2 separate regions of the Homo sapiens genome follow, and region 2 is linked to region 1. A link is an interaction called in ENCODE POLR2A ChIA-PET data of the cell type or tissue named here. Cell type or tissue: OCI-LY7. All regions are shown on one strand.

What was found. Peaks named below come from ENCODE experiments on the same cell type or tissue, not always from the same donor. Only the 100,000 strongest peaks of a DNase experiment are listed, where the experiment ranks them.
Region 2: POLR2A ChIA-PET joins it to region 1 with 7 read pairs; 2 of 35 experiments call an interaction of 5 or more read pairs at or near these places.

Annotation. Positions count from the first base shown.
Region 1 is chr2:218,227,602-218,231,601 of GRCh38, reverse strand. ARPC2 (actin related protein 2/3 complex subunit 2) reads right to left here. Exons shown (of 11, transcript NM_152862.3): 4 at 2,752-2,864. Among named protein-coding and RNA genes, the nearest start is that of ARPC2, 12 kb to the right of the region's middle. In OCI-LY7, a CTCF peak has its summit at 563; a DNase peak (open chromatin) is centred at 2,171; H3K4me3 peaks cover 1,234 bases; H3K27ac peaks cover 2,333 bases.
Region 2 is chr2:219,284,971-219,288,970 of GRCh38, reverse strand. DNAJB2 (DnaJ heat shock protein family (Hsp40) member B2) reads right to left here. Exons shown (of 9, transcript NM_006736.6): 9 at 2,076-4,000. The coding sequence ends at 3,984. Among named protein-coding and RNA genes, the nearest start is that of MIR153-1, 7.2 kb to the left of the region's middle. RefSeq lists an enhancer at 1,835-2,802. In OCI-LY7, a CTCF peak has its summit at 1,905; no DNase peak of the experiment used is centred here.

The DNA of each region.
Region 1 (4,000 bases):
ACAGAGAGACTTGACCTTCAGGTGTCTGATATACCACTTCTTTAAAAAAAAGTAACATGCATATCCCAAGAATTTGAAACAGCATGCGACCTCTGAGCTACAAGTCTGTGTTGCACGTACTATTGGTATTTCGAGGAAGGGGAAATCAGATGTGGTGGGGATTTAGTTTAAATCCCTAAGTCCCTAAGATTTAGTTTAATTTCAAGCTTACTAAGTTAATATTCTGAGATCTAAGAGGTACTGAGAGCCAAATTTATATCATGTTCAACTGCTTTGCTCCCTCCCCTTGGTAAAACCAGCCAACACTTCCTTGTCACTTCACTTGCACTTTTAACCATGATTCACTTTTCAGTTTGTACCCCCTCTCCCAATGACACCAGGAGATGGGTGGAGGCAACCTATCACTCATCACCATTACCTTCCCACTCTAGCAGCAGAGGCATTCCACCTTTAAAAATGGCCTGTGACAAAGTAATAACCTTCCTGTGGTTATCATGGGTTGGTCACTGTTTAACCAACCCAGGGAGCCATTTACTGTGCACTCTGCTCCAACACTATGAATGTTACTTACTCCACCCACTTGAGTGGGTGGGGCTGGTTCTTTGACCCTTGTGGTAGCTACAAGAATAGCAATGTGTTCTGGAGCTCCATCGTAAGAAAAGCACAGAATGGAAAGGAGATTTAAGAAATCTAGCTTAACTCTTTCTTTCCAGGATTATTATTATTGCATTTAGATCTTTTCCTTTTTTTGAGGTGGAATCTCACTATGTCGTCCAGGCTGGACTTGAACTCCTGGGCTCCAGCAACTCTCCCCACTTGAACCCCTCAAGCCAACTGTGTGAAGTCCCAACACACAGTTGGCACTACAGGTGTGTGCCACTGTGCAGGCTTGCACCTAGTGAAGACTGTCTAGGGGAGAATGATTACACAATTTAAAAAAAGTCTATTCAAATATTTTAACACTTCTTTTCAGGTAGTTATAGCTGATCCAAAGCAGCGATGCAGCTGGACATGGTGGCTCACATCTATAATCCCAGCACTTTGGGAGGCCCAGGAAGGAGGACTGCTTGAGCCCAGGAGTTTGAAACTAGCCTGGGCAACATAGTGAAACCTCCTCTCTCTAAAGAACAAACAAACAAAAAATAAGCCAGGTGTGGTGGCACGTGCCTGTAGTCCCAGACACTCAGGAGGCTGAGGTGAGAGGACTGCTTGAGCCTGGGAGGTTGAGGGGTGCAGTGGCTGTGATTGTGCCACTGCACTCCAGCCTAGGTGACAGAACAAGACCTTGTCAAAAAAAAAAAAAAAAAAAAAAAAGAAAAAAAAAAGAAAAGGCTGGGCACGGTGGCTCACACCTGCAATCTTAGCACTGTGGGAGGTCGAGGCAGGCAGATCACCTGAGGTCAGAAGTTTGAGAGCAGCCTGGCCAATGTGGTGAAACGCCATCTCTATGAAAAGTACAAAAAATTAGCCAGGTGTAGCGGTGCATGCCTGTAATCCCAGCTACTCAGGAGGCTGAGGCAGATGAACTGCTTGAACCCAGGAGTTGGAGGTTGCAGTGAGCTGAGCTGGCGCCACTGCAGTACAGCCTGGGGCAACAGAGTGAGACTCCACCTCAAAAAAAAAAAAGAGGCAGGGCTGCTTTAATAGCCATTTGTTTTCTTTCACTCTTTATCTGGTAAAGAAGTGTCAGCCACTATCTTTTACAAAACAATTCTTCATAAGCTTTATAAAAGCACTAGGTCTTCTTTCTGAAGCTTTTCTTTTTCCAGTAAACTAATCTGGATTCCAAATCCTCTAAATATTTCTTCTTTCTTTGAACTTATGAGAAAATCAATTGCATTTGAATAACTAAGGGAAGCAACCAATGGCTCTTGGTATTAAGACTAATTTTAGTTTTTATGCTAAAAAATTAAACAAGCTTTTGACCATATTCCTTTACAAATCATCTTTTATTATATAAGTTTTAAATAATTCAAAAGCTACTACTTTTCAGAAAGAAACAGCTATGGTTATATCTTCATTTAACAGATTAAGGAGAACCTAGTTTGTTAAAACTAAGAAATTTGAAAACTGATTCAGGAACTGAGTCATATTTCCTGCTTTGAGACCCAACCACAGCGTGCACAAACTGGTGTAATAGCATTTTCTTTCTTCCATAAATGGCTCTCCTCAGAGCAAATACAGTTCAACAGGAACCAAACCTGCTACTTAACTATTTAAAGAAGCCAGTGAACAAGGCATGGCCACCGAAGTTTCATAATGTCTGGACATCTTTCTTATTTCCCCTATGGTAGTTATAAAGAAGAGATATTTAAAGACGGTAGCTTTAAAGAGCTTTAATTAAAAATTTCAAAAGACAGCTATTTGTGCCTAAGCCTCCAGAATGAGAACCTGAGACTATAAAATTTAAACAAGCTAGAAGTTATCTATCTGCCTTGATAATATTACAAAAATAGAACAGAACCTAATTCTTGCAACAGCTATTTTTGTACTGATCAAGGAAAAGTATTCTTTGCTATGTTTTTGGAGAACTAAAGCTATTTTTGTTTCCATTGTTTTAAAGCAAGCAAGCAAGAGTCAAAACCTTTTCTAGGAAACACAATTCATTATAGGAATCAAGTCAAGAGCCCCTAGTTAGGTGAGCAAGTAGTCATGTGGGGGTGATTTAGTGCCATGGATCTTCCATGAATGGCAAACTGCCAATGAAAGGTGAGGAAACAAGAGTCCCAAGGAAAATGATGTGGATCTTACCTCATCAGCACCATGTGCCTGAAGTTCCTTGTAGAATTTCAAAGAAATACTGACCATCACTTTTGTTTTGTCTCCATTAGGATTTGAAATATGATAGAGGACCCCATCGAAATCTGTGAGGAAAGCAAATAAGATTGCGTAACAATTTGGGAATGGGAAATAATCTCTCCAAGCGCCTACCTTGCCGTAGGCCACAAGGAAGACCACTTTTAAGGAGGCATGTAAGTAAAATGGAACTTATTTTAAATCCATGTGACAAATCAGCAGAAACACTGGGATAGAATTGCTGAGCACTTGTTTCTTTGCTCTTTCTTAAAATTACAAAGCTATTCTTTCCTTAATCACAGCTTGGTGCTGAAATAATTGGATTTTACATGTATATAAGCAGAACGAACAGTATAATGAACTCTCATCTCCATCATGAGGCTTCAACGATTTTTTTTTTTTTGAGATAGAGTCTTACTCTGTCACCCAGGCTGGAGTGCAATGGTGTGGTCTCGGCTCACTGCAACCTCTGCCTCCCAGGTTCAAGAGATTCTCCTGTCTCAGCCTCCCGAGTAGCTGGGACTACAGGCATGTGCCACCACACCCAGCTAATTTTTGTATTTTTAGTACAGACGGGGTTTCACTGTGTTGGCCAGGCTGGTCTCGAACTCCTGACCTCATGATCTGCCCACCTCAGCCTCCCAAAGTGCTGGGATTACAGGCGTGAACCACCTTGCCCAGCCTCAACAATTATTAACACATGGACAATTCTTGTTTCATTTAGACATCCTCCTTCCCATTGATTTATTTTGAAGCAAATCCCAGATACAACACATAATTTCATCCATAAATACTCAGAATATATCTTTGGAAGATACAGAAGACTATTTGTTAAAAAACATAACCATGATACTAGTGTCATGCCTAAATTTTTAAAAACAATTTCTTAATATCAAATATTCAGTCAAGGCCGGGCACAGTGGCTCAAGCCTGTTAACCCAGCCTGTTAACTTTGGGAGGCCGAGGTGGGTGGATCACTTGAGGTCAGGAGTTCAAAACCAGCCTGGCCAACATGGTGAAACCCTGTCTCTACAAAAATTACAAAAAATTAGCTGGGTGTGGTGGCACATGCCTGTAATCCCAGCTACTTGGGAGGCTGAGACAGGAGAATCGCTTGAACCCGGGGGGTGGAGGTTGCAGTGAGCCAAGATCATGCCATTGCACTCCAGCCTGGGCGACAGAGCAAGACGCTGTCTGGAAAAAA
Region 2 (4,000 bases), 1.1 Mb before region 1:
GTGCCGCTGCACTCCAGCCTGGGTGACAGAGTGAGACCCTGTCTCAAAAAAAAAAAAAAAAAAGATTGTAAGGTGGAGTTAGAGTTTGCACCTGGCTGACTAACCTCCTCTCTACTACCTCTCCTCTCAATTCTTTTTTTGTTTTTGGGGTTTTTTTGGAGACAGAGTCTTGCTCTGTCACCCAGGCTGGAGTGCAGTGGCGCGATCTCGGCTCACTGCAACCTCTGCCTCCTGGGCTCCAGCGATTTCCCTGCCTCAGCCGCCTGAGTAGCTAGGATTACAGGCACCCACCACCAAGCCCGGCTAATTTTTTATATTTTTAGTAGAGACGGGGTTTCGCCATGTTGCCCAGGCTGGTCTGGACTCCTGAGCTTCAGACAATCTGCCCGCCTTGGCCTCCCAAAGTGCTGGGATTACAGGCGTGAGCCACCGCGCCTAGCCTCCTCTCAGTTCTTGGCAGCTGCTTTGTGCCCTTCTGCTGCCAGATTGAGGTGAGGCCTGAACAAAGTGATATTAGCAAAGTGTCTGCCACACCTTAGGCAAAACTATAGCAAAACTCTGCCAGTGAGTCTAGGCTAGGCCTGTGAGATGCTAGGACAGGCGTTCCCCTGGGGATAAAGGACACTTTCTGTCTCACCCCAGCTCCCAGAACCCTCCACCCTGTATAGTCCCAGAAGGCACACTCACCTGCATGTCAGGAGGTGTCCTTGGACAAATGGGGTGGACATGAAATAAGGCAAAAAGAGCCTTAGGCCTGGGGCTACTTGGAAGTTAGGGCTACTTACCTGTGCTGAGACTCAGTCTCCTTAATTAAAAAACAGGGCAAGCACCATCTGCCCTGAGCAGGAGTGAAGGGACCCGCCAGCAGACCACAGGCCCTCCCGCTGTCTCACCCACGCTCTGCTGAGGCTCAGTGTCAGTGATAGCCATCTCAAGGGCTAGACAGACGTAGAAGAAACAGCCATTTGCAAACTTCCACCCGACTCAGGATGGAGGTTTGAAATTCCTCTTTCAGGGTAGGCTGCTTCTTCACTTTGAGAAAAATATAGTAGAGGCCCTTTGGTGATTGACGGTGAAGCAAGAGCCTGTCCTGGAATAGAAGAGAGGCCTGGGGAGCCACCTGGCCCTGCCTGACAACGGAAAGGTGCTTGTCCCAGCACAGCGGCTAGAGATGAAAGGGAAGGGGTACCTGGCTTTTTCTTCCGTGGGCCCTGATGAGTTTGGGGCCTGGGCCCTGGGTGGGCTGGACTCATGCCACACCACATGCCACTGGCTCACACCTCGGGCTGAGCCAATGAAACCTACCCAGGGGCTTAGTCTGTGGGCCTCATGCAGGTACAGTTTAAAGGTTTCACTGTGTGTTCTCAGCTTTCTGTGCTTTCAGTCTTTTTTTTTTTTTCTTTCTTTCTTTGTGACAGTCTCACTCTGTTGCCCAGGTTAGAGTGCAGTGGCTTGATCTTGGCTCACTGCAGCCTCCGCCTCCCAGGTTCAAGTGATTCTCCTGCCTTAGCGTCCCGAGTAGCTGGGATTATAGGCATGTAGACATGCACCACCACCACATCCAGCTTTTTGTGTTTTTGTTGTTTTTTGGGGGGTTTTTTTTTTGGTATTTTTTTAAGTAGAGATGGGGTTTTGCCACGTTGGCCAGGCTGGTCTCAAACTTCTGGCCTCAAGTGATCTGCCCGCCTCAGCCTCCCAAAGTGCTAAGATTATAGGCGTGAGCCACCGCGCCCAGCCTCAGTTAAGTCTTAACTTGAGTATGGTCCTAGCTGTGCTGTGGAGTACTAGGGGGTGAGGCCACTCATAAGGGGAACATCGGCTGCTAGGGAAAGCCAGTTGTAGGCCCCCAAGAGGTGAAAGCAAAGAATGAAGCATTGCTTGGGGTTCCATAACATACCTGGGGAGGGCAGCCTGGTCAAAGAGGGCATTTCTGCCTTCAACTGGCAAGGCCTGCACCTCTAGCTGTAGGGGCATAAAGGGAGGTGTGAGGCCTGAGGTGTCACCCACTGTCCCTTAGAGGCCCTCCTGGGCCACCCCGGAAAGTAGGAACCCAAGAACACAACACACCACCAAGCTCTCAAAACTCAGTTTTATTGACTTCCAGCATTTCCCCCTGGATCTGAGCTCAGCCCAGCTGGTTTTGGTTCGTCTCTGAGGCTCAGTGTTACAGCGACTGGCTCCACCACTCCCCTCCCTGGCCACTGGGCTCCCCAGGCAGGGAGGAGGAGAGGCAGTTCATCTGTGATGTTGGAAAGAATGGGCAGCAGGGTCAGAGGCCAAAGAAAGCCATACAAGCAGCGGCATGCCTGGAGCTGCCATCACATGCCAAGCCCCACCACACACACGCCCCCGCGGGTGGCCTTGCCCTCGAAGCTCTCTGCCAGCCCACACTCCTCAGCTTTCTGGGGCCACACCCTGCTCAGGCAGACATGCCACTCGCCCTGGCTTGTTCCTGGGACCCCAGGCTGCCCAAGGGAAAGGTACCGCTCCCAGGTGCTGCGCGGCTCTGCCCTGCCCACTCTAACCCTGGGGCTAGCAAGACGTGTCAGGGGAACCAAGGCTCAGATCATTCCCCCTTCATCTACAACCCTGCCAGCCCTACAGGGATAAATCAAAAGACAAAATCTCCCCATCTCACAGCGAGTGACAAGCCGACCTGGGCTACTACATGTCCCAAGATGCACAGCTCCGTAACCATACACCACCTCCCCCAAGCGGGATCTATCAGAAATGAGGCCGGGCACACCGCACTCTGGGATTTGTAGTCCCCAGGAGCCAGCACCAAACACCCAAGGAAGAGAGTGCACAGGCTAAGACTACTGCCACCTCCCACCCGGCCCCCACCCGCCACCCAGGCCCCGGCTCTACACTCAGCATGGGTGAGGGGGAGAAATGGAGGGTCCCCTCCCAGCGCATGGGGGAAGGCGCTGTCCTGTTGGAACTGTGCAGCGATTCTGGAACCCGGCATCCAGCTCAGAACACATCTGGGGAGAGAGCAGGGGCGGGGTGACAGGAGAGAGCGTCAGCGGCAAGCTGTGGAGGATGGGGCTCAGCATGCAGACCTGGGCTGGCCGCATGGCCTCTCCCTGAGCCCTGATTTGTGGTAGGGAAGCAGTATGGGTGCAGTCCCCTCCTAGGCCTCCCTCTGGGGTCCCCCGGTCCTATCCCACCTCTTCAGGGTGAGCCAGCCTCACCTCTGCCTAGTCCTGAGGGTGAGGGCAGGCTGAGGCAACGAGAGGGAGGAGGAGTGGGCTCCAGTTCTGAATCTGGACAGCTGAGAGGCTCCCGCCCCACCCGGCTAGCCTCCCCAGAAGATCTCACAGCCCTACCGGCCCCAGCATCTTCCTCGCCACATTGAGGCCTTCTCGGGGAAGGAAGGAAGAAGGGAGTCCTAGCCAGACGGCAGTGAAAGCAAGCGATGCGGCCCGCAGGGAGTTGCAGAGAGAATGGGAGGGAGGAGAAGCAACACCAGAAGAGAAGCAACAGAGACGGTCAGAGCGCAACATGGCACAGAAACCAGGGTTGGGGGTCTGCAGCTGGTCCAGGAGAGCAGGAGGCTCCACTCTGCCTGCACTGCTCTCCAGTGGAGCTGCCGGCTCCGGCTCAGACAACCCTAGGCCAAGTCCTCCTTCCTTGACACCATCAGCAACACAGGTGGCAGAGTACCAGGGCACAAAAGGCCCAGCCCAAACCACTAATGCCCCTTGGAGCTCCCCATCCAATAAATGCAACCTGGCTCCTCGGGCCCCTCCACTGCCCTGACACCCCCCACCCTGGGCTTCACCAGGGACCTATCAGCCCTGGGCTGAGCACAGCAAATCCCAAGTCCACACTGGGGTGTGGGGGGCCTGGGAGGGAAACTTGTGGAGGGAGCTTGGAGTTGGAAAGCAGTTCCTACAACTCAGGATACTCCCCTCTTCTCTTCCCACAGTGAGTCAGACCCCCCAGTCAAGATCTGGATCAGATCAGGTTGGGCCCGGTGTTCAGAGGATGAGGCAGC